5 separate regions of the Mus musculus genome follow, and regions 1, 3, 4 and 5 are each linked to region 2. A link is a loop called in an ENCODE intact Hi-C map of the cell type or tissue named here. Cell type or tissue: left cerebral cortex. All regions are shown on one strand. Region 1 has its middle 56 kb from the start of Gm32405. Region 2 has its middle 24 kb from the start of Gm32918. Region 3 holds the start of Adgrb1 (adhesion G protein-coupled receptor B1). Region 4 holds the start of Gm32405 (a long non-coding RNA gene). Region 5 holds the start of Gm6569 (predicted gene 6569).

Region 1 (5,000 bases), 120 kb before region 2:
GGCCAGGTGCTGGTCTCCTCAACTCATGTGGCACCATTATGCTGGAAGCTTGCCTCAGTTAACTCTGAGAGGGAGGGAAGCAATGGATGGAGGTCAGGCTTTCTGGTGAGGCTCCCCCTCCCATCTCTGGAACTCTTTCCTAGAGCTGAACCCAAGCCCAGAATGGCAGAGAAGGACTCAGGCTTCAGACATGTCCTGGGAGTGCCTCAGAGTCAAGGCTTGCATCCTATTGAACTTGTGTTGTATCTATCCCCATCCTGGTCACCAATAGCTGCTGGATAACATGTGGAAGCCCTTTTCTGGCAGTTGTCCCCAAATTTACAACTGTTGATTTGACTTTTACATTTGTTCCCAGAAGGCCTGAAGCCTTCAGCCTCTACCAGCTCTTAGTCCTGGGAGCTTCCTATCCTGATGGCACCTGGTATGTAAGGAGGTCTCCCCCAGGGACTTACTCTCATACTAAGGACACAGACTTCCTGTGTCTGGTAACAAAGTTCACACTCATCCTGTGCTCAGACCCAAGTGGCCTAGACCTAGCCTACACACACTTACAGTGTCTCAGATCTGATGTCCCCATGTTACCTCTGATTTTTCCAGAGGTGAACGGCTATGTCCCAGATGCCTCCTGGCACTGGAAACGGGGAAGCACACACCCTACCACACCCACGCTCACCTGAAGGTATTCCTGAATGGGAAGACAAAGCCAGACCCAACTGATTCTGCTGTAACCAACTCCAGCCCCCTTCTATTATGAGGGCAGTCAGTGAAAGCATGGTGTGGACAGGACTGGGGACCTACCCTGGATGGCAGTGGTGTTGAGACTCTCTGGGCATGTAGCCAGCTGGCCCTTAGCCAGGTGTAGGGATGGTGGGGAAGACCATCCAGGCAGACCACAGACCCCATAGAAGATTACAGAGAGCTATTAGGCAGCTCTCAGACTCTCAGCCAGAGCTTGGGTGTTCAATCTGGAGGACTATACTTCTTGTGGTGGGCAACTTTGAGAATAGGGGAAATCTGGCCAAAGATATTAATGCTACCTGCTGGTCCCACAGTGTCCTTGAGAAATGAGGGAAAGCTGTGTGCATTCTGCGGGGGCCCCTGGTGTGGGGCTAATAGCAGACCTGAGCCACAGAACCAGGTCCAGACTTTGCCAATAGCAGTAGTTAGGTCTACCCTGAAGGCTATGATCTTTCCTGTCCTATAAGCACCTTACCAGATCAAGGGAAAACAGAGTATTTGTTAGTGAGGTCAGTGGGTTGGGTGTTGAGTACTCACTCCAGCCTGGACTTTGGCAAGGGTAATGGCTTTGACACAGGAGCTGCCTCAGGCCTGCTAGTTGGAGTAAGTTTGGAAAGGAGAGAGGCTTTGGCTACCACTCAGCACCCATCCTGGGCATGGCAAAGGAAGCCAATGTCATGCTGAGCTGGGCACTGGCTCTGACCTTTGGGTGCCAGAGATGGGCTTGAAGGCACATAGCCTTCTGCTGGCTTGCTCCCCAGCCCGGGTCTCCTGCCTCCAGACACTCTGCTTGCTGCTGGTAGATTCTGTCCAGGGCTGGACCTCACTCTGCAGGGAGGATGCCCTTTGTGAACAGAAGAGCCCTTCAGAGACCGAAGGGCTGTCCTTTCCTCTCCTCTCCTCCAGGTGACATGTCTTGTCTGGGGAGCAGTGTGGATGGCTCTAGCTCCAGGGAAGAGCCGCTTAAGATGTACCCTGGCACTAGGCTCTCTAATTCCCTCTCTGAGGCAGGCTGAGATGGAAGAGCAGGTGTTTCCAATTAAATGAAGCCCTTCAATCTCTCCCTGGGCTGTGACTCGGTGTGGGACTCTGTAGACTCATTCATTGGCTGTGAACTCTGCTCCTCCACCCGCTCCATGTGGGGCATCCCCAGGCAGGCTGGCACTTCTGCTGAAGTTGCATATTCCCATCTTGCCAAGGCACTCCTGGGCTTTCCTCACCCCAAGTCCTCAACCTGAGCTCCCCAGCTGGTCCACTTCTGCGTGCCAAGGACACCGGGTGAGTCTGGACAGCCAGGCTTGCCTAGGTCACGGTCACCCCAAAAGGGTTGAGATGCAAATGAGTCTGGCTCTCGGCTCTCATGTGGGCTGATGTTTTATGGCTGCATCTGGCCCAGGGAAGGGTTTGAAGGAGGGAGGCAGCAACGGGGCTCCGTACAGCACAGGGAGCCGCCTGGCATATTTACAACCCTTGCAGGCTTGGTTTCCCGGCTCAGCTGTCAAGCCCGTCAGAATTAGCACCTTCTGCAGTAAGAAGTGGGAAAAAAAGGTGCATGGAACCAAGGGCTTCACCTGGTGCCTGCCAGAGCTGCAGGTGCCTTCAGGGGAGGCACCTGAGTTCATTTTTTCAGGAGTAGGAGGAAGGTCATCCAGAGAGTGATGTGGCTTGCACAGCTCACCTGGCCTGAGGGTGCCAGCTAGCTACGGAAACATAATTGTGTGTGGACTGGGTAAAATGTTCCACTACCTCAGTGGGCAGTCTAATGGGCAGTCAAGGTATCATCTTGAGGTTGACATTTATGTGAAGGGCTGGATGGATGGGAATATTTGGGCAACACAGAGTTCTGCACTTCACAAGGCTGAACGCCCAGCGCTCTGGAAAGCTGAGTCTGCATTGCTGTGTGTGGGTGGAGTGGAATAGAAGCCATATACAGAGGATGCCCCACACATGGCCATGTAAGATAAAGGTTCCTTCCTGTGACTCCTCTGCCAAGTGCTCATCACCGGGTGGGTGAGCAGAGGCTCCGAGGGCTTCATGAGTGTCAATCCACACATTCAACTAATCACACGTTTCCCAGAGGTTGACTGAGCCTAAGTGAGCTTCAAGCACCACTGGGAGAGGGGACACATGAGAGAGGGAGAGAGAGGGGGAGGAGGAGGGGACAGAGAGACCATTAGAGACAGAGAGAGACAGAGAGACACAGAGACAATTAGAGACAGAGAAAGAGAGACACAGAGGCAGAAAGACAGAGATAGACAGAGACAAAGACAGAGACAGGTTGAGACAGAGAGGCAGACAGAGAGACAGAGACACACAGAGAGAGACAGAGGCACAGAGACACAAATAGAGATAGAGTCAGAGAGACAGGCATAGAGACAGAGAGACAGGCATAGAGACAGAGACAGAGAGACAGAGCGAGTGCACCCTGCTCCACCATCCTGAGTGGAGGAGGGGGGGGGGAGCTCCAGCTGGAGAGTCAGACTTAGGTAAGACCATCCTCCCTTGGGCATCTGGGGAAGAGAGGTGGTAGGACACTGAAGGTGTGTGCCACAGCACAGAAGGCAAGCAGGGGGCCGAACCACATTACAGTTCTGAAGGCTTTGAGTGATGGGATCAACCTTGGGCTTTTTGCAGGAGCTGTAGATTGGCAGGGGAGGGGCACAGGGAGGGAGGGCATCAGGGCTCTGGCTTTCTCTGAGGCTGGGAGAGGGGAGGGGCAGCACAGGGGACTGCTACTCTGAATGCAGAGCACCAACCTTGAGAGGAATTAGTGGGGGTAGGGTGGGGCTTACAAAGGGCCGTGTATGTTAAGAGAGGACCTTTGATTTAATTCTTAGATTTTGCTCTATTAAGCAAACAGGACTTCCCTGAGGCAGCTGAACATATGTCAGGTGACCCTAAGAAGTCTGGCTGACAAAGATCACCTAGCCTGCTCTGGCTGGCCTGGTTAGCCCAGGCTGCACAGAGGACCTCTGGGAAGGGAGAGGGGAGGGGGCAAAGGGACCACTGGGAAGGGAGAGGAGCCTTTTTGAGCACTGAAGGGTTGGGTGAACTGGGATACTGCAGGGCTGATGTACCAAAATGAGCCAATCTGTGAACAGGGAGTTGGGGGAGGGGGACAAGGATGCAGGCAGAGTGGGTAGATGTGCCCAGACCAGGCCTACTTCCCAGGGCTTCTTAAAGATCATGGACTGGAGACAAAGGAATGATCCCTGGGGACCAGAGTCTGAAGCTTGGAGCCGACTAAGGCTCTGTAGGTAGAGTGGGAGTCAGAGTCACATGTTAAAACTTAGGAAAGTCCCAGAAGAGTATAGGAAACAACTGTGCCCAACAGTCTCCACCCCTCACCTCTGCCCAGAGTCCCTGCCCGGCCCATTCAAACAGGGTCCCCGAGGACACACGCATGAGATTGAACATAGCCATGCAGAATTCCCCACATGCCCTTGTCACATGTGAGATGCAGTGAAAGTCACTAAGGAATTGTTCCTTCAGTCTAGTATCCCCACAGGACCCAGCAAACCTCCCCTTGCTGACACCATAGCTTGTGAGGTTCAGTGTGGTCTGCCTGGTGCCCACGGATAACCAGCCACACTTTGGTTGTCTCCCCACCCTCTGCCCATCCTCCATGTGTCATTCTAAGCCACGGCCATCATGGTGTACTGACTAGACATAGACCATGTGTGCTCAAGGCTCCAGGTTAAAGCGTCCAGAGTCCATCTTTGCCCTGCGCCATCACAGTGCCAAGAAACATGGTTGTAGGCTCTCCCAGCAAAGGCTCCTGCCCCTGCCTGCCACTTCCCAGGAGTCCCTCAGGACACAGCAGGAGAGCTAGCAACTCCTGCATCACAGCCTGTTGACAGCCCCCGCAGGCTCTCGGGAGGGACTGCAAAAGGGGCGCCATTTAGCACCATAGATGCTAGGAGCATATGCTGTGCTATTTCTGTTTTTCAATAAAAATCAACATTAAAAATTTTTTTAACAAAGCACCAGGCACCATGGAGAGCAATTAACATCACATTATGGACCAAATGGTGGCTTCACAGAGGTATGCAGGGGCAGCTGCCTCGAATTGCTGCATGACCCTCCTTCATTTTCATGACCGGCCACGTGCTGTGCCCTGTGCTTGCCAGACCTTTCTGCTGCTGCCAGAGCTTGGGGGGGGGGGGGGCAGGTAGGACTTCCCACTGCAGAACACATTAGAGTTGTCTTTTGGATCTTTCATCCCCCAAAGCAGTATTTTTGTACTGGGCTTGGTAAGTGTC
Region 2 (5,000 bases):
TCACTGGGACAAAATGGCTGCTGGATCAACTTGAAAGGAGAAGTTTGCTTAGCTCATACTCTCAGAGGTACGAGTCCCCTGCCAGCTGGCGCCATAGTCTCTGGGATGCAGTGAGGCAGAGAGTTGCAAGATGAGGAGGTGACTTAGTCAGGGTTTCTATTCCTGCACAAACATCATGACCAAGAAGCAAGTTGGGGAGGAAAGGGTTTATTTGGCTTACACTTCCACATTGCTGTTCATCACTAAAGGAAGTCAGGTCTGGAACTCAAGCAGGTCAGGAAGCAGGAGCTGATGCAGAGGCCGGGGAGGGGTGTTACTGGCTTGCTTCCCCTGGCTTGCTCAGATTGCTCTCTTCTAGAACCCAAGACTACCAGCCCAGGGACGGCACCACCCACAATGGGCCTTCCCCCCCCCCCCCCCCGCCTTGGTCACTTATTGAGAAAATGCCTTATAGCTGGATCTCATGGAGGCACTTCCTCAAGGGAGGCTCCTTTCTCTGCGCTAACTCCAGCGTGTGTCAGTTGACATGCAACATCAGACAGCACATGAGAGAGCAGAGCTGCTCGTCTGGGCAAAGGGAACCATCGAACACGCACACACAACTGAAAAAGACAAAGGAAAGGGTGCAGATAAACTGTCTTTAACGCACAGTAGCAGAAGTTTCCCAACTGTGTCTAAGACGCCAATCTTTTAAGCCAAGAAATCCAATAAAATAGGGCCAGTGAGGTGACTTGGAGCACAAAGGTGCCTGACGGCCCAAGCTGCATCCCAGAAATGCACGATGGGAAGAAGAACTGACTCTCTAAAGCTGTCCTTTGACTTCCACACACGTGTGACCTCACAAGCATCAGACACACATATATACATCAATCATAGGTGAAATTTAAGATCAGAGAAATTCAATAAAATGAAAGGTAATGGGAAAACACAAAGCACACAGTGGCGAAGCCACTATGTACCACCGTTAAAAGCAGGGACAAGGGTGTTTCCCATGGACGGCAGAAACAAAAGTCACAGTTCATTTGTCCACAGGAACAATGGGGCAGGGAGACAATGAGACCAGCCATCTTTAAATCTCAGCCCAGACATCTGTACCCAGACACAATGCCTTTAAAATCAAGGGTCAAATGAAAAATGTTTTCATAAACATGAGGACAGAGAATCCACTATCTGAATTCCCACACTGGAAGGAAAGATAAAATTCTTTCCACCAAAGGAGAAATGAGAGACACCGCTCAGAGAGCTAAGCGGTGGGCAAGCAGTGACTGACTGATTTTCCCCTTAAATTCTTGAAAAGCCAGTTGACAAATAGAAAGCAAAAAAAAAAAAAAAAAAAAAAAAAAAAAAAAAAAAAAAAAAAAAAAAAGGAAGTACAAAATAGAAAGGCATCTTTTGCAACTCAGAGGGAAGGAGAGGGAGAGGTTGCAAGCATTGACAGCCTGGGGCTATTTGTATGGCAAAATGAGATACACTCAACTTCTGGCCAGACACCAAATAACGACTTTAGAGAGGGCTTAAGCCTTGGCCTGACCCAGTCCCTGGCTCTGCTGCCAATGTTCAGGAAGGCATAAAGGAGAGGCGGGTGTAGAGAATGCTATCGGCACCATCCAGCCTGGAGGGAGGATATGAGTCGGAGGCGCCAGGCTTCCCTGCAGATAATGGCTGAGCGAGGAAAGAAATCAGAGAAGAGTTTACAGGGTGGAGAAAACTGAAAAGACATGTCAGATTTTCAAAAATCACGCAGGACTAAGCTGCAGTGTCCAGGAATTCACATTTAAATGATAAAACCAGGCCTGTAGATACATCAGGCATCAGGCTGATGCTTGCTTGCATGAGTGAAGGGAGCGGCTGGTGCAGGGCTCATTCCTGGATGAGCAAGCTCTCTTTCTCGAATCCATGTTTGCCGGAGAAAAATGTGTTAACCACACATTTGCTTTATGTGATTTTTTTTTCTGTATGCATTTTATTCTACAGTATGGTATTTTTAAAATAACCCGATACTTTTAAAGCATGAATAACAATTCAGTATGATTTTTTTGGTTTCTTGTCCGGTTGCTATAATTACCTTCTTTGTTGAGGGGGAGGGCTTGTTTATGCTCACGGTTCAAGACACTGTCCAGCATGGCAGGAAGATCCAGGCAGGTGCCTGAAGCAGCTTCTCAGAACGCAGCTACCGCTGCTGCAAATACTTTTTATTTACACAGTTCAGGAACCCAGCCACGGAACAGTGCCACCTACAGGGTGGGAATCTTCTTACCTCCATCACCATCCTTAAGACAATCCTCTGAGAGGCATGCCCAGAAGCCAGGCTCCCAGGTTTAAACTCCCTCAAGTTGACAACACTTACTACCACAGGGGTTCTGACACACACAGAATAAGAGGACTGTAACGGGACATGGTGAAGAAATAGACAGGGCTAGAGAAAGGATTGCCCTAAGGACCACAGCTTGACCCCTCAGATTCCTGCAGGCAACTTGTCACAAGAGCTTCCCCTCTCCACAATAAGACTTCAAACTTCAAGTTCTGAAGGGTCCAGAGGGCCTCACCTTGTCCTGGCATGGCGCTTCATGTTCTTTAGACTCATGGTGGCCTCGATTCACCAGACTTCAGAGAAGATGTGGAAGGGTCCACTGTGTCTATGTAACTCACCTGTGGGTCCCATAGCAAAGCTCAAGGATGTCTGTAGAAAACCAAGAAGTCTCCAGCATGCTATAAATTAAAAATCACTTTATTCTGAACGAAACACACACACACACACACACACACACACACACACACACACACACACACATGAAGGCATGACAGAGCTATTAGCAGCAACACACAAAGACATTGAATGGTGTGACTGTGTCTATACCAAGGCAGAGAAGAAAGACTGATCAGGCAGAGTCATGATACAGATGTGGAGGACCCAAAGCTGAAAATTCCCCAGCTGGAAACCACCATATCCATGAAAGCAGAAAAGAGCAGAGCAAACCACAAACAAATTTATTAGCAGGATGAATAGAAGCCAAAATGAACCATAGCATTAAATTAAGTATTATTGATAATTAACATTTATCTTCATTTTATTTAGTATGCTTATACATATGTGTGTGAGTCCATGTGTGTGCATGTGTATATGCACATACATGTATATGTGCACAATCTCATACATGTGCATGTACATGTGTGTGTGCGTGCGTGTGCGTGTGCGTGTGCGTGTGCGTGTGTGTGTGTGTGTGTGTGTGTGTGTACATGCCATGGTATATGCTGGGTGCTCAGAGGACAACTCTGCAATGTGAAGTCTCTCCTTCCACTATGATACCGGTTCTCAAGCTGTGGACCAAGACCCCTTTGAGGGGATGAATGAGGCTTTCTCAAGGGTCCCCTAAGACCATTAGAAAACACAGATATCAGAAAACATTATGATTCACAACAATAGCAAAATTACAGCTATAAAGTAGCAACAGAAATCATTTTATAATTGTGGGGCCACCACAACATGAGGAACTGTATTAAAGGGGTCTCAGTATCAGGAAGGTTGAGAACCACTGTAATATGGCTTCCAGGGATCAAATTTAGGTCACCAGGTCTGCAGGGCATGTACTTTCACACCCTGAGTCATTTTTACCAGTCCTAGTTACTTTTAATTTAAATCTTATTCACATCTCAAAGAAAGAAAGGATAAAGGCTCAGAATGCTACACACTGCTTACAGGAACCATGTGGGATAGCAGAACCTTAAGGGACAATCTCCCAGACTCAACATTCCACCAAGAAAAGTCTGTTACAGAAACAATATCAGATGAAGTGGCTTCCAAACAGAGAATAGTGCCAGGTACTTAAAAATGAGTTTTAAAGGGATAAAGGATCATCTTATGAGGAAACCTTGGCAATCCTGGATGTCTCTGCATCTAACAAAAACCACAGTGTGTGAAGCAAACATCCCCAAAAACAAAAGGAGGGGGGTCCCATGGAAAACTCTCCTCCCATTGCTCTCAGAACACGTGGAGGGATCGCAAGGATGCAGAAGAGACATGATTGACACGTGTCATTTACACAACACATTCTTTTGGCATGCATGTGGGACAGTCACATTATAGACTACCTTCTGGACTACTTACACCTGACCTTGACATGGTCACCCGTGATGGCTTGAACGCAAGTGCCTGGAACCTTTGGGCTCAGAGGATAGCATTGAGAGGTGGGGCCTCGAAAGCAGCCAGAGCAGTGGTTCTCAACTTTCCTGATGCTGCAACCCTTTAATATAGCTCTTCATGTTGTGATGACACCCCCAACCATGAAATTATTGTCATTGCTATTTCATAACTAATTTTGCTATTGCTATAAATCATAACATCTGATATGCAGGATATTTAATATGTGACTCCTGTGACAGGATCATTTAAGCCCCAAAAGAGTTTTGAGACACAGGCTTGGTTGGGTGTGTCACAGGAGCAACAACAAACCAGAGACTTGCCAGAGTGCTGGGTCCATTAGAAACACACACCTTAAGATTACAGAGCAGTGTTATACCCAGAATGGCTCATTACTGTTTGGATACTTATGTGTGTGTGATCACATGAGGATGTGCACACACACAAAAGTGTGCAAAGAGATCAGGGGTCAACCTTGAGCTGTTCTTTTAGGAACTTTACAGCTTGGCTTTTGAAACAGAATCTGTCACTGGGATTGGGGCCTCTCACTCTCCTGGGAATGGTCTTGTGCCTTCCACTACATGAGGCTACTGACTCTCTCCTCAGGAAGATGCGGTCTCTGCTGACATGGACCTTACAACCTCCAGATGTGAGAGATGGTTTGCTTAGGCACTACCCAGTCTCAGGTGGTTTGTTCTACCTGCACCAGTGGACAAAGATGTGATACATGGTGCGTTCGGTAACTGCAATAAACTTAAATCAGAAATCAATAGCAATATGATCCCCAGAAAGGCCCTAAATGCTTTAAATACAAACAACATATTGGTAAATAACTCACGCATCAAAGAAGAAATCCAGAGAG
Region 3 (5,000 bases), 330 kb after region 2:
AATCCATAAGGTCAGACAGTTGTCCCAGGACTTGGGGCAGAAAGACCTGGCTTCTCTTGAGTCTTGCACAGAGAAGGCAGAGGGCATTATCCATGCAAGACTGCACAGGATCCTTGGGCCATGCGGGATCAGCTCCTGAGGGCCAGGGTCACAAAAAGCTAGAGCCCTGGGATGGGAGGAGGGCTTTTTGCTCACTTCCCTGTTTAGGGATCACTCACACAGCTGGCCCAGTCTCCCAAGGGGGTGTCCCACGATGCTGGGCATTAACCAAAAGGGCAGTCACAGTTCCCAGACTCTGGAGGTGAGTGGGGCCAGGGAGTCTGGGTTGGGTTAGAAGAGCTAGTGGACTGAGGCCAATGGCTGTAGATATGTCTGCTGCTTAGAGGGACAGGCAAAAGGGTATAGCTCTGCAGTCTGTACTGAGTCACTAGAGGGCAGGCGTATCAGGGAGGCTGCAGAATCTGACCTGGCTGGTGGGTGGACTGAGACAGAAGAATCTGTGAAACACCCCGGGGCCACATAAGGAGACCAGTGAGGCTTCCTAGAAGGAGAGCCTCGGATTTCAGAATCTCTGATGTACAGGAAGGTTTCGTGTACCAACCAGAGCCCTGTGGGTATCTGAAGCATCTCCCTGGCCCCACCCCCACTTGGACCAGAGAACCCATGTGCTCACTTGGGTCTGTCATAGATCACACGGGGTGGTTGGGAGGCATCACTGCTGTTGTTTGCAGATGAAGCAGATAAAGCACAGATAAAGTGAGAAATACTCCTGAACTCACAGGGCCGGAAGACAGAGAAGCTAGGACACAGCCCAGCCGGCTGTAGGACTCAGGAAGGTATCGTACCCTTACCTGGTGGTCTGGATGGGAAAGGGAAAGAGAGTTGGGGATGCTCCTGCTCAGCCACCTGAAATCACAGGGTTGATAGAGATAAGGACAAATGTCAGGCACTCTACCCTGCAGCCTGTGAGGAGGGGGTATGGTAGCCCCAGCCCCAGCCAGAACACCAGTCTAGTACAGCAGGCACCAGCTATGTGACACAGGAGCCTTTTTACATTTAAATGAACTTAATGACAGAAAAAATGAATTTCTATCCTCGGGCCACAAGTGACATTTCCAGTTTCTAGCCACTGTGGCGTGTGGGGCAAGCCAGACAGAGTGGACACCAGGCTCTGCCACCATCACAGTAGGACTGTTTAAGATGCTTCCCTTGATGCTGGGACCCAAAGGCCAAGCCTTCTCTGCCCTTCGTCACCTTGGGATCTAAGGAGGGAAATTTGGGGGAAAGGGGGACATGGGAAAGAGGGCTACAAAGGCCAGACTCCTTTCTCCACACATCTGGCCCAGAGCCCTGGGATGGTGGTTGTGAGGTGATCACCTCTAGGGAACTGCTTGCCCTGAGTAGGGATGGTATCCACAAAGTACCCTTGAGGCCCCAGTCTGTCTGTGCGGTAGATTGGTGGTACCAGAGATGATGAAGGAATTCTGAGGTGCATCACAAAAACAGAGTGGTTGGGCAAATGCTCCTGGAACCCCTTGATTGTCTTGGCTGCCATTAGCCCTGGATGGCCTCAAGGCATAGAACCTGGAAGGTCTATCACCATCTTTCTCTGGACCCAGGCATGAACAGAGTCCCTTGAGCAGCGAGACCAAGGAGGTTGCAAAATATGGCTTGGCTGATGGCTGGGCTGAGGCAGAGGTATCTGTGAAACACCGGGGGCCACATAAGGAGGCCAATGAGGCTTCCTAGGAGAGTCTCAGAATTCAGAGCCTCGTTGACGAGGGAGCTAAGGCAAACCTGCTCTTAGCATCAGTTCCTCCAACATTCCATCTTGGCATTTTCACAGTGCAGTGGTATTAGAGGGGAGCTAGGTGAGAGTTAGGGTATTGGTGGAGGGCGGGGCGGAGCTGGCGGAGGGGAGGGCCTTGCATCTGCTGAGTTTTAGAATGGAAGCACTCTGCCCTAACTGCAAAGCTTACTGGAGGTGTTATTATTGCTCCAGTGCATAATGAGATCATTATAGAATCATGGCTCAGGCCGACTAGCGTCAGAGTTTAGGTTGGAGTAGAGTTTCTGGTTGGTGAGTTCAATGTCATGGCTGAGTTTAACTGTGGCCATATTCTGTTTTCTGACGCTAAGAAGGCACCAAGCTAAGAGTCTCATTCTCTCTGGTTTTATGAGACTCGTGGTTGGGATCCAGCCACTTGGGGCTTGCTCAGTAGATCACTCAAGGCTTCTCAGCAAGGACCGTATACTTGAAAGGAAACAGATTTGGGTATAGAATGGTGCCTGGTGGATCTAGGCTAGTGTGGGTATTGGGAGAAAAGCTACTGGCTGTAAACTACAGCTATTGGTGGCAAACACCCTGGCTTAAAGTTGTAGGATCCTGAAACAATTTGGCTGGAGGAATTGTTTCAAGTTACTTGTGTCTGGTGGAGGGGGCTCACAGGGGGACCAGGACAACTGAGGCTGTGGTTGACTTGGCATGTGGCTGCTTCAGGGTGGCATTCCCTGCCTCTGACATTGCTCTCGTCTGCAAAGATAGAAGGGGATCCCATTGAGGTCTTACCTTGCACCGTCTGGACTCTGAATCAGAAACTTGGGTGAGGGAAAATTGCAGAGAGCAGCAGTCAGAGGGGCAAGAATGAGTTCCCACACAGGGAGAGGAACGGTTAGCCCCTTATCCTCAGAAGGATATCCCCTTTTTGCCCTGATATCCCAGGCCAAGCAGGTCTCAGCCTTGCCCCAAGAGCCTCCAGGTCAGATCCCCAGATCCCTGCCAGGGATTTCTGCTGTCTTCTCTTATCAGCAAGAAACAAGTGTGGAAAGTGCTTGGATCCTGACTCAGCCTCGCTGCTGCTCAGCTGTCTCTTGGCCTGATATCAGAGGCCCCCTGGTGACCACAGGCTGTTACTGCAGCTAAAAAAGGCCAAAGCAGGGCTAACTAAACTCCAGGGGCTGGAAGATTCAGAGGCCCAGCAGGAGCAGATGAGGGTCGTGAGAGGTCTCCTGGGAGGTATGCCGCCTCCTTTCTGGGATTTCAAATACCTTGGGAAGAATGGCATTTCTCAAGAAGCCTAAGTGAACAGGGTACTGACGAATAGGATGGTCTGGGCTTTAGTGTGGTCCTGCTCTCGGTCCCTCAGGACACCCTTGCAAGGTGAGGCCTTGCAGGAGTAACTGGTATGCAGAGTACCACGTTCAGTGCCTGGGTATCTAATTGGCTTGAGGTGCTTCCCAACACACACACACACACACACACACACACACACACACACACAGAGAGAGAGAGAGAGAGAGAGAGAGGTGTAGGTTGACTGTGATGTTGATGGAACTGATAAGATGTTTTAGTGGGAGTTACAGGACAGCAGTGTGGGTCCTGACACCTGGCAGGGAGAGTGCTGACAGTGGCTGTGAGTTTGTATTGTTGTTGACAGTGGCCTCCGAAGAGAGATGCAAACATCCGGACCCCATGTGTCCTTGGGTAGCAATGGTACTGCCACTGGTCTGCTAAAGTGTGCAAAGTAGTGGGCCCTGTACAAAAGGTTTTGAGTTCAGGGCAAATCACAAATTGTGAAACAGGAGCAAGGGGTCTGATGCAGAAGCATCTTGGTGGAAAAGAACACAAGGCAACTTTTCTGAGGCCAGGGTTTCCAGGACTCTTGTTGTCAGCCTAGACCTAGAGTGTCAAATCTTTTGACATTGAAACATGGCATTGTGGCCTACATATGTGTTGGGTCACATCCATTGTTGTCCTGGGATGTATGGGTGAACATACCTTATAGAGAGAGGCACCCCTTTGGGTCCCTAACAGAGGAGGAACCAGGGATCTTATGATGGAAGACAAAGCAACTGAGGTCTCTCTCCACCCATGGATGGAAACTGGCAGGCAGGGACACTTTAAAACCCACCCCCCTTTGACTCTGTCCCTGGCGGGCTCCCCTCCTCTCAGCATCACAGGACAGAAAGTCTAGACCGGTCAGGCCCAAATGAAGTGGTTCAGTGCCCCACCCCTGCTCTCCCTGGAAGGGCCCCAGTCCCTGCCTCTGACTCCATCTCTTTACCCATCACTCATCCAACCCACCCACCCACTCATCCACCTATGCATGCATCATCCTTCCATCTGCGTGGCCCACCCATCTATGTAGCCCTCCCCATGGTGCCACCCACCAAATCCACTTTCTTCCAGTCCTGCTCACCCTCACCCGCCTCCGCAATTCCACCGACCCTGACCCTGATGGCTACCTGTCCATCCATCAACCCTCCCGACAGCCTCTACCTACATTCACCTGCCTCCACCACCCACACACCTATTGGTCTGTGCACAGCCCTTAACTCCTCTTCTCCAACCATCCGTTTGTTGGTCCACCACTTGTCACCCAGATGCAGCCACTCCCCTGCTCCTGGAGGAGAGCACAGTCCCAACTCTTGGCTTTCCTGCTGCGTGGGGCAGGAGTCGGCTGTCTTAGGTGCGCTCGCCTGAGCGTCGCACTCCTTCTCCGTGATCCCGCTCCCCTCCTCCCAACCCGCCCCCCGCTCGCGCTCCCCCTCTAATGTGTGATCTGGAAGCTCTATAAAGCCTGATGTAATCCGTAATGCAGTCTCTGGCTCCCGATTCGGGATCCAGTTTCAGAGAGCGAGAGATTGGGGAGCGCCGGCAGCCGGGCGGGGGAGCAGCTTGCCTCTCTCCTCCTCCTTCTCCGCGTCCTCGGCCTCCTCCTCCTTCTGCCCGCGCCGCCCCGCCCCCGGCTCCGCTCCGCTCCCCCCCCCCCGCCCCCAGGAAGGGAAAAAAGGCGAGAAGAGCCGGGCAGGCGAGAGGACCGGAGCGGCGGCGCGGCCGGAGAGGGAGCGGCGGGCGCAGGCGGTGGTGGCGGCGGCGGCGGCGGGCGCGGCGTTGGCGGCGGCCCCGGCAGAGCGAGCTGAGCGGGCGAGCCGGCGGCACAGGCGTCCGCGCCGCGTCCTGGCCAGCCTCCGGGCCCGCGCGCCCAGCACAGCCCGCA
Region 4 (5,000 bases), 180 kb before region 2:
TTCCTGGGCTCTGGTTCCATTAGGCAGGGTACTTAGACCCCCCTGTCCTCCATGTGAATCTAGGAACTCACCTGAGTTCCAAACAGAAGAACATGGATTCGTGGTTACAGCTTGTTACCATGCATGTAAGAGCTCCTGAGCTGTCTTCCTGTGGCTGTGACTTCACTAATGGCTGAGACCCCTTACATCTGGTCCCCAGCCTGTAACACTGGCATGTCTTCATTCTCCCAGGCTAATCTGCTTAACTGCTGTGGGGATACAGCAGAGTAAAGGGTACGGTGGCTCTGCCCCAATTCCCAATAATCTATGTATCAATGGCAAAAATGGACTTGATTCCAGGTGTGGGACTCTCCAGGGCATCCCTTCCTATCCCACTAATGTTGATGGTATCTTCTGGGACGCTGGGGTCCTGGGACCCATGTGAGTCCCTCTTCCGGGACCTGAGTGCTGGGAAGTGTCTCACAAACATCTCTTCCCCCGATGAAGCTGAAAGCTGACCCCCCCAAGCTGCCCTGGAGGTCCCCACTGACCCTTAGAGACCCCTAGAGCAGCACAGTTCTCCATCCCAGATGTGCCTGGCCAGCTGTGTGTCCATATGCTCATGCTGTCTCACTGGATTTATTTCTCATGCCTTCTCTCCCACAGAGCCACAGCCCAGGGAACAACCACATCTGCTTAGAACATAAGCTCTCACCCCTTCTACCTTCCACTTGGGAGTCTTTACAGCCCCCTTGCCCTTCCAGCCTCCTCCTCCCCACCCCCAGATGGGAGTTTCTGCTCCCCTGAGGTTTCCTGTCTCCTCCAGGGCCTTTTGAGTGACACACCCTCCAATCCAATCCTGGGTCAGGTTCACCCACCGGACTCAGGGTGGAGAGGCAAGGTTAGTTTTAAGCGTTGTCTGGTAGGGTTCCGTGCCTCTCCCACATCCTGATATTGTGGTGTCCTTGACCTTGTTCACAGATGTTATCCACAGGTTACCCCTCATCCATTTGGGGCTCTGCTCTGATCATCATGTCTGCCACCCCAGGCTTGTTCTCTGTCAACGAGCAGAAGCCTAGAGATGCCCTTGGTTGTCTGGTCTGTGGGAAGCCATTTAGAAGGAGATAAAGAATTGGGAATATTGTGAATACCCCTTGGAAGAAAGGGAGGCAGACTGCTGTGGCAATGTGCTATACCTGGCTATGGAGCCATAGAGAATGGCACTCTAGCTATCTCGTGTCACCCCTGCATGCTGTGGTCTCTCTCAGCCTAGTTCCCCATGAGAGAGCCAGAGATGCCTCAGGGCATAGAGAGAGGTACACAGATACCCGATCTTTCAGAGCTGATACATGATGCCTACTCCGATTACCAGCACACGCACCCTTGATGTTAGTCTCACGGTATAGTGCCAGAGACCTAGTTCTCCAAAGGAACAGCTGGTAGGCCCAGGTCCACATGATATGTCAAGAGGAATCACTTCAAGTCTAGATCCTAACTCTGTGTCCTTGGCCTTTGGTAGCTCTACATATGGGGTGGGAGAGAGTGAGTAGTTCAGGAGTTGATGGGGCTGGATGGGGCCTACGTTCAGACAGCAAGGACCAGACCCTCTTTGACACCTGCTTTGCTCCTGAACTCTCCTGCATCTCCCCAGGGATGAACCATTGCAGAGAGCCCCCCTTTTTTCAGCCTGGAGATTGGCACATCTGGATTCTGTTCCTGCTTGTCCACAGATGCAAGCAGGCAGAGCCACAAACATAGGAGCTCACATCAAAGGATCCTGGTCCCAGGAGATGGCAGGGGCCATACCTGTTCACACAAGGGGCATCCTTTTGTCTTTGGTGTTGTGTGACCTTTTCTGTCACTGATGGGACTCAGAGGCAACAGGGAGGGGCTCTGTCCATCCATCACATGCAAGGAGGCTGGTACAGGCAAAGGCATTCGGATGGTCTGTGAGGCCATCCTCGGATTGGCCCTTATGTTCTAGTACCTACCATGAGGTGGAGTGGGAGTGGTGTGGTGGTGTATCGAGAAGTCTCCCGGCCTTCAAATCACACAGCTTGTTCGTGAGGCTCAAGACTGTACCCCAAGTTTACAGTTTTTCCTAATTGGTTCTGGGAGGTTGGGCATGTGTCCTGGTCAGAAGGGTTTGAGTGGCCATAAGCTGCTGACAACAGAGAAGGTGAGTTGATTCTCCCAAGCGTTCCAATGGATGAAAACCAAGTGAGTGCACCTGCCTTTCACCTATCCTTCAGGGTGCTGCCTCTTCCAGCCAGCCACCTCAGCCTCTGCCTGTCCCTGCTCCTTTGCAATACTGTCTCCGGCTCACAGGGGGCGCTGAGGCCCCGCGGCTGACTTTCCAAACCTGCTCAAACCCAGAAAAAAAAAATGCTACTTGTGATATGCAAAGGGCCCGGGCTGTGTGTTTTTCCAATCAATAGAAGCCGCATAGTCCCCCAGTTGTCGCTTCCAAAGTCTTCACACATCTGCATCTGAAGGGCTCCAAATGCAGTCTTTTCCTGTCGGGAGAAAAAGCAGAAGGAGAAAGGGAGATTTTTGCCTGACAGATTAGAAAATTTTCCACTTCCCAGCATTTGAACAAAGTATTTGTGCTTCTTATGCCAATTACCCAGGCTGTGAAAAAGAAGCCAGGAAGGTGCGGGCTCAGCCAGGGGCGCTGGGTAGGATCATTCCTAGGAGGACCTGCAGGTGTCAGTGGGTGGATGGGGCCCCAGGAGCCCCAGCAGGTCCAGAGTGGCCTAGGCCAGCCTTGCCTCCCCTCATATTTGACCTTGGGAATACGATTAAGTGCTGGGGAACTGTGGTTTTGGCAGGGAAACGGCTTACCACGGTATCTTTTCCGGGTACCGGGAAGGTCAAAGCGCTTTATCTACAACACGGGGCGCCTACAGATAAACTGTATTAATAGCTTGGCAGTAATTTTCAGTTTTCAAAGTGTTTTTGAAGTCAGAGACAGTATGATTTCCTACTTGGCTTCTGTAAGAGTAAGCTGCACCCCAGGGGCAGTACAGGGGTGAAGATTCTCAGTGGACACTGGACTGCTGGTAGCTCTGGTCCTGTTCCAAGATGTGCCCATGTCCTTGGCATCCAACTGCCTGATTCATGGTCTATAGAGGTCTGTGCTGGGTCTGGGTGTAAGAAATGGGGGGGGGAAAGCAGGTTGTGGGGCACTGGTCTCTGGGTACATTGAAGAGATTGGTTGAGGACGAATCTCCTCCTGCCTGCAGGGTTGCAAGTAAGTGCCTGGCTGGGTGTAATGCTAGAACTCAGGTCTGCTGGGCTACCCAACACAATATATAGTAGAAACATGTGATCACTCCAAGCAAGATGAGCTTCAGGGTCTGAGTCTTGGAGTTTGCTTCTCTTGGCCTAGATTTTAAGGCACGGCTCTTCTGGAGTTGCTGCCTCCCCTACTCATAGCAGAGCTTTCGGTAATCTGGCCTCTGTTCAGCTCTTTTCTTTCTAGCTTCATCTACATCCAGTCCTCAAGGCTCTACCCTGCCACCTTCTTCCTGGCTCAGCCATCATGGCTTTGTGTATACAAAGCAGTCTCAACCTATCAGCAGCTGCCAGCCCCGCCTCCCCGAACCTCCGCTACCACCATTGTTCCTTCTGGGAACAATAGCTGTCCTCCCCTTTGGACTTCCTGCCCATTTTCCCTCTGATTCGATTTCTGGCTGTACAAGGCTCATTGTTTAGAACAAGGATCAAGGTGGACACTCCCTTGCATTGTTGAGAAACCCGTGGTCTGATGTACCTGGTCCACCTGCCTGCCCCATTGTGTTCATTTCCTCTGTGTGTCTCGATGTGGATGGTCTCATTAGCTATTGCTGGCTGATGGAGTGAGTTGGTGTTTGGGCAGGGTCTTCAGCCAAGAGGGAGGAACCCTCAAATGGAGATTGTGGGCTCTGAGTAGGAAGATTGCAGTGAAGCCGTGCCTTCTGTCAGAACCAGGGGAAGGGCCACACTGAAAGGCTCCAGGATGCTGGCAGGATTCAGTACCTACGTTTCCTGGATCAGGTTGGCCAACAAGGACAATAATCCTGGATCTAGGGTGGGTCCCTGCTCTAAGCAGTGTACTGAGGGCATGCCTCCTCAAGGTGCATTTGTGTGTGATGCCCCAAGTAGGAGGGGGTGGGAGTAAACAGGGCAGGAAGCTGGGGGTGCTCAGCATCTATGAGAGGTTCTGTTTTTTTTTTTTTTTTTTTTTTTTTTTGTAGCTTCCTTAGGATCCCTGGGAGGAGCAGGGCTGGGAACAGTAAGTCAAGACAAGGCTGAGGTGGTGGCAGAGGAAACGGGGTGCATGGGGGAACAGATTCTGAGGTGCTCTGATCTCCTGGAGGGATGGATAGCCATGCAATCTCACTCCCCTCAAGTCTTTACACAATGGGCAGAACCACTTCCAACGGGTCCATCAGGGGCAAGGTTGGGTGATAACAGGACACAGATTATCTCAGGCCAACAGTTCTGCGCCCTTTCACACAGAAGACCTTGGCATGTTCAGGTGCAATTCTTGTTCTTTGTGAGCCCAAGCCCTGCTTTGAGTGACATTCAGTAGAATGCAGCTTTCAGGGTGATAAAGTGAACCCCAGGACTCCCTCTTAGCATTCAAAATCCCTTTGGAAGTCCCAGGTTTGCCTGCCCTCACTTCCCTGCCCTGCTTATCACTGTACCCAAAGCTCTCCTCACCAGTGCAGTGCCCGGGCTCACACAGTATCTGAGGAGTCTCCTCAAACCACTGTCTTTCACGGTGACTCGTGGTGTGGCAGTCAGGCCCAGGAGCTGAGGTACTCAAAGAGACTCGAGAACTCACATTCATGTGTGGCGTCTGTACAAAGCACCAGCACGCTATCCTTGGTCTCGAGTCTCCCAAGCTGTGAAGAGAGGACACAGATGTCGGCTCGTCACCGGATTCACAGCAGAGCAGACAAGACACATGTATGGAGAATGCTCTGGCTTCATCTCCTGCTGTCAGCAAACCTCACTCTTCCGGTGACTATCCT
Region 5 (5,000 bases), 350 kb before region 2:
GCATGTGTATGTATATATACATGTGTGTATATGTGTGTGTATATATGTGTATGTATATGTATACACACACACACACACACACATGGATGTACATATATGTGTATGTGTGTGGGTATGCCTGTACACATGTGTGTAGGTCTGTGTGTGTGTGTGATGAGTGAACAGCAGTATCTCCTCTTCTTGGGGTCAAGTCTGTAGAAACACAAGCTATTGCGTCCTTCCTTCCCATTCTGCCCTGAAGAAGCTGACACGGAAGTAGGCAGCAGTCCATCCCTGTCTGTCCAGCTGTCCATTTGCCGGCTCACGCCATGTTGTGACCCTTGCCCATCTTTATCTCTGGTCCTCATGAGCAGTTTCTGTCCCCTCCTCTCCTGGCAATTTTCCCTCCTCCTATCACACTGAGGGCAGCAACAGCCCAGGACCCACCCTAAGTCCCCCTTAGCCTGCTCTTGGAGATGATACCCCTAGGCCCTATCATGGCCACCCCAGGATGCACCCTCCAAGATGGTGTGTTGCTGCCCTGGAAGGTGAAGAAGCCAGGCGCCTGCGGGCTGGGTGGCCTCTGGCTCCCCCATGTCTTCCAGGACTGAACTGACCTGGAGTTGTGGGACATGGCTGATGAGGGCTTATCAATTGAGCTGCGGCTGTGGGACCTGTCAGAATGCTGCCCATTCATGTTGAGATCCAGAGCAGGCCACCCACAGGTCCCAGTTGCAGCTCTATCCTTACCAACAGGCTAGCGCTGTCCTGGCTGGCCCTGACCTCACCCTGAGGTCATAATGGCTCCAGTGTCCACAGCACCCTTCTAGAGACAGTGCTGTGGTGCCAGCACTGTTCTGAGGATGGTAGGCTGGGGATATGTGCTTGGGTCTACACATGCATTGAGGATGTGTGTCCCCAGTCAGGCTGCTTCATGTCTATCTCTTGGTTCCTCACACCTCTGGCATTCTCTGTGACTTGTGTATGAGTGGACCATCTGTAATAGGAGTCCAGGACCCTGTGGTGACAGAAGAGCCTAGGCTGGGGCTGTGACTGCTCTTGAGGGCTCCAGCTGAACACATGAGATGCTATGCTATCCTATCTGGGTGCTATTGCACAGACATGCCTGGCAAACATCCCCACATAGACACAGCTCCTGGATTGAGGCCAGCTGAGGCTCTAAGTAGAGGGTGGGGCAAAGTGTCCCACACCAAACTCAGCCTTTCCATTTACTGATCTTACGGCTCCGTGTCATTCATTCAACCTCTCTGGGCCTTAGTCTCCACTCCTGTGAAATGGGAGCATATCTACCAAGCTGCTGGGTCGCTCTGAGACTTGATGAGAGGGTAAGAGTACACCAGTATAGTGTCTGGGCAGGGTAGGGGCTTCTTGGTTCTGGTGCCGAATGGTGGCCACCATCCCAGTCTAATAGTCTGAGAGATGTGAACAATGCCAGTCCTGGCTGATGGTGCTGAGTGTCACAGTGCTTACTTAGCCTTGGGCATTCCTGGGACCCAGCTTCACCCACAAAGTGTGGGAGGCAAAGGAGGAAGCCCAGCCTCAGGGTGGGGCAGGGCAGCTGGGGAGGTTGGGCTGAGGACCCGGGAAGTACTGAGGGACAGCGTGTGCAGACACCATGAGGGTTTGAGGTTTGCTCGTATGGAACTGTGAAGACAAGTCTCAGCTGGGGCTGGGGCACCTGTGGAAGATGGAAGAGCCAGCTAGGTGTGACCCATCAGGTGTCTAGGGTCACCGCAGAACTGAATCCAACCCTGACATCCTATGAGACTGCATGGACGACATCTGCAAAGGCCACTCGTCTGGGGGAAGGCTGGAGGCTGTGGGCCTGGCTCTTCACAGCTGAGGCCCTGGTGACCGAGGACTGATCACCTTGGCTCCAGAGTCTGCTATAAGCAGCTTTGACCTTGATCTGCAGCCCCCATGACTGCTCTAGCTCAGTTTCCCTGCCTAGGAGGAAAGGCAGAGCTGGTAACCAAGTGAATGAGGCCCAAGGGCTGTCCCCATGCAAGGACACTCTAAGAAGGTACTGTCTGCAGCCAGAAAGAGTCCCGTAGCTGACTTAGAGCTGGTTCACACCTTGATCTGGTCGGTCCAGACTTCCCGATACCCATGAGCCCTCAGGCCATGTGTTCTGTCTGAGAGGCAGAGTTGAAACCCTAGGTTCGTTTAGGGAGGCCGACACCTCCTTATCTATCCGTTCACGAGGCAGGTCACAGCAGAGCTGGTTCTGTGACTTCTGAGTGTGGTGACTCCTAGGGCCCTGGTAACCATTTTTGCCTAGGGCCCTTGACCAAGGGTATGTGGGAGCCAGCCCAGTAGGCTCTGATTCCTGAAATTTTAGGAATTTTGTGTGTTGGTTGCTAAATAAAGCCACAGGAAGCTTAAACAGATTATCTCAAGTCTTCATACGTATTCCTTCCTGGGTCTGTAGCTATGTCATTGTCCTTATACGAAGACTATTTCTTTCTTTCTTTTTTCCATTTTTTATTAGGTATTTAGCTCATTTACATTTCCAATGCTATACCAAAAGTCCCCCATATCCACCCACCCCCACTCCCCTGCCCACCCACTCCCCCTTTTTGGCCCTGGTGTTCCCCTGTACTGGGGCATATAAAGTTTGCAAGTCCAATGGGCCTCTCTTTCCAGTGATGGCCGACTAGGCCATCTACGAAGACTATTTCTTAGCTGTACACCATACCTGTGTGGGCGGGAAACTGTAATGGTGACTTTGTACGAGTGGCAAGCACCCATGGTATGCAGGAGAACCTGAATTCAGCAGTGATCCTGGCTATGCCGTGCTTGTGTTGGTCTGCTTGTGAGCACCACCAAATATCTGCCAGACATAGGTGCCCTGTCAAGTGGGGGCCACTTCTTCATGCCTCTCAAGGTCAGATGTGCCCACTGTTCTGTTCTGGAATAAAATTCAGAGAGGACCATACATTGGTCACACTGCTGTTTAGGGCAGAAACAGGATGCAAACTCAGGCCACTAAACAAGTCCGGTGTGGGAACGAGGCTATCTGGTGGCACCCTCTTTTTCCAGGGTGCTAGTCTTTCAATCTTGCCTCAATGTGTCACCTGTCTGGCTCCCCCCATGCAGCCAGTAGGTGGCGCTGTGGTCACAGACAGGACTGTGATCAGAGGGCTGCGGTTTGGAGTGGGGGCGGGATGAGGAGGAGATGGGAGGGCGGGGACTCCACTGAGCCTGCCACTCTGTCCTGGAGCCTCTGAAGTGAGATGCTTCTATAGCACCTCCCTCTATCCTAGGACCAGCAGTGGGGTGGAGTCCAGCATCTCACCTCCTCAGGGTAGATGTGGGTGGTTTTCTCTTGGGCTTCACTACCAAACCCTTGCATACTGGCTCCCCTAGGAGAGGAGCCTGACCCACTTCAGGGGAGCCCCTGGCTGTTCTCAGCTCTCAGTGTCCAGTGATGCAGGTTTTTTCTTTTTTCTTTTTCTTTTTTTTTTGCAACTCGGGAACCCTGGAATTTGCCCCCTTCCTAAGGAAACAGTGCACCTTCCTAGCTCTTCCTGGTCTCTGGGAAGCCAGGCTTGGTTTCTGAGTTCTAGGGTGGCAGACCCATGAACTGTGCTGGGCCCAGTGGGTGAAGGACAGAGGAGCTGCATTGTTGACGGAGGAGCCAGGCATGGGTCTGTGCCCCTCTGGAGACATTCATGTCAGGCTGGGAATTAACTGCAAGACTTTTATAAGGAAACCTAGGGGACAGGAGAAATGACATTGTCCTCCCTGGCCATGAAACCAAAAGCCCAGGGGAAGAAGGTGGAGAAGACAGTGTTCAAGCAAAAAAACTTCAGCAAAGCGAGGAAATAGTGAAACGGAAGGCAGCCCTCCCCTTTGCCCAGCACACACCCCAGCCAGGGGAAGATACTGACAATCACTTCTCTATGATAAGGAGTTACAGCCAAACAGTAAAAGAAAACGCTCAAGTCATCAACAGAGAAACCCCGATGAAAGCAGGGCAGGAGTTGGGTGACGTCATCCAGAGTGGACAGACATCTGACCGGCAGATTCACGCACAGGTGACTCCATCACTAGAAACCTAGGCTGTGCGGTCAGAGCCACCCATGGCAAGCTGTCCGTTCTTACCTGTCAGGACAGACTACTGAAAAGCAAGACTCAGGGGTGTCGGGGGAGGGGAATGCTCCTGCCTGGTGGGTGAAGTGTGACAGGGTTGCAGCCAGTGAAGAAAACAGTTCGGAGGTTCCTCAGAAAATTAAAAATAGCGCTGCCATAAGATCTCGTAATCACCCTTCTGGGCACACATCCAAAGCCATCAAGATTAGAATCTCAGGATGTGTCTCTCACGCCTTGTCCACAGTCACCTCCACAAGGCCAGGGTGTGGGAGCGGCCTGTTTCTATCTATGACCGAATGGATGGAGGTATGTGATGAGGCACCCAGGGGATACCATCCAGCCTTTAATAAGAAGGAAAGCTGATGTCTTGCATGTGTGGCTGCCTCCAAAGACATTGTATTAAGTGAAAAGAGCCACCATGGCAGGCAATATGGCTGATCTCATTCCTATCACACAGTTGACTCCCAGTCACCGGGAATGGTGGCTGGCCAGGTCAGTGAAGGATGAGGGCTACTGGTCCAAGACTTTGGGAGATGGGCAGAGTGGCACATTGATGTGGCGGTGAGGGTGTAAGCTGATGTGCATGGGACATAGAACTAAAGCTCTGTTGGGGTGGGTGTTGTGGGTAGCCAGGAACCAGCATTCTCTAAGACTTAGGGAGGTCAGGGGACCAACAACTTGGCTGTGGCTGTTTGGGGACTGTAAGGGACTTTAGCCCTTTTACTATGACTGAATGGAATTGAAAGGGAGTGGTCTTAGTATGGGCTGCCTAGAGCAAGACATGCTCCATCCCAGGATGCATGAGGCCACAGAAGTCAAGGGAGGGACTGATTCAGACAGGTGACTTCCCTTGAAGGCTCTGTGGGATCAGAGGTACAGAGCAGACCAGAAGGACAAGATGGCAC

Evidence for each region. Peaks named below come from ENCODE experiments on the same cell type or tissue, not always from the same donor. Only the 100,000 strongest peaks of a DNase experiment are listed, where the experiment ranks them.
Region 1: a loop joins it to region 2, with 2.2 times the contacts of the local background. A loop is called at or near these places in 2 of 42 quality-filtered maps.
Region 3: a loop joins it to region 2, with 3 times the contacts of the local background. A loop is called at or near these places in 4 of 42 quality-filtered maps.
Region 4: a loop joins it to region 2, with 10 times the contacts of the local background. A loop is called at or near these places in 6 of 42 quality-filtered maps.
Region 5: a loop joins it to region 2, with 2.4 times the contacts of the local background. A loop is called at or near these places in 3 of 42 quality-filtered maps.

Annotation. Positions count from the first base shown.
Region 1 is chr15:74,053,972-74,058,971 of GRCm38, forward strand. No RefSeq gene overlaps it. Among named protein-coding and RNA genes, the nearest start is that of Gm32405, 56 kb to the left of the region's middle. In left cerebral cortex, no CTCF peak of the experiment used is centred here; DNase peaks (open chromatin) are centred at 1,932, 2,163, 2,650 and 4,609.
Region 2 is chr15:74,177,946-74,182,945 of GRCm38, forward strand. No RefSeq gene overlaps it. Among named protein-coding and RNA genes, the nearest start is that of Gm32918, 24 kb to the right of the region's middle. In left cerebral cortex, a CTCF peak has its summit at 2,241 (motif pointing left); DNase peaks (open chromatin) are centred at 1,599, 1,837 and 2,217.
Region 3 is chr15:74,511,611-74,516,610 of GRCm38, forward strand. It overlaps Adgrb1 (adhesion G protein-coupled receptor B1), which reads left to right and starts at 4,586. Exons shown (of 31, transcript NM_174991.3): 1 at 4,586-5,000. In left cerebral cortex, CTCF peaks have their summits at 427 (motif pointing right) and 2,894; DNase peaks (open chromatin) are centred at 2,890, 4,173 and 4,626; H3K4me3 peaks cover 928 bases; H3K27ac peaks cover 1,014 bases.
Region 4 is chr15:73,995,074-74,000,073 of GRCm38, forward strand. It overlaps Gm32405 (a long non-coding RNA gene), which reads right to left and starts at 4,937. Exons shown (of 3, transcript XR_384173.3): 1 at 4,687-4,937; 2 at 1-2,495. In left cerebral cortex, CTCF peaks have their summits at 2,296 and 2,495; DNase peaks (open chromatin) are centred at 2,332, 3,580 and 4,823; H3K27ac peaks cover 672 bases.
Region 5 is chr15:73,830,288-73,835,287 of GRCm38, forward strand. The region is part of intron 1 of Mroh5 (maestro heat-like repeat family member 5); the gene reads right to left. It overlaps Gm6569 (predicted gene 6569), which reads left to right and starts at 2,823. Exons shown (of 4, transcript NM_001374241.1): 1 at 2,823-4,040. In left cerebral cortex, a CTCF peak has its summit at 3,089 (motif pointing right); DNase peaks (open chromatin) are centred at 3,127 and 4,218.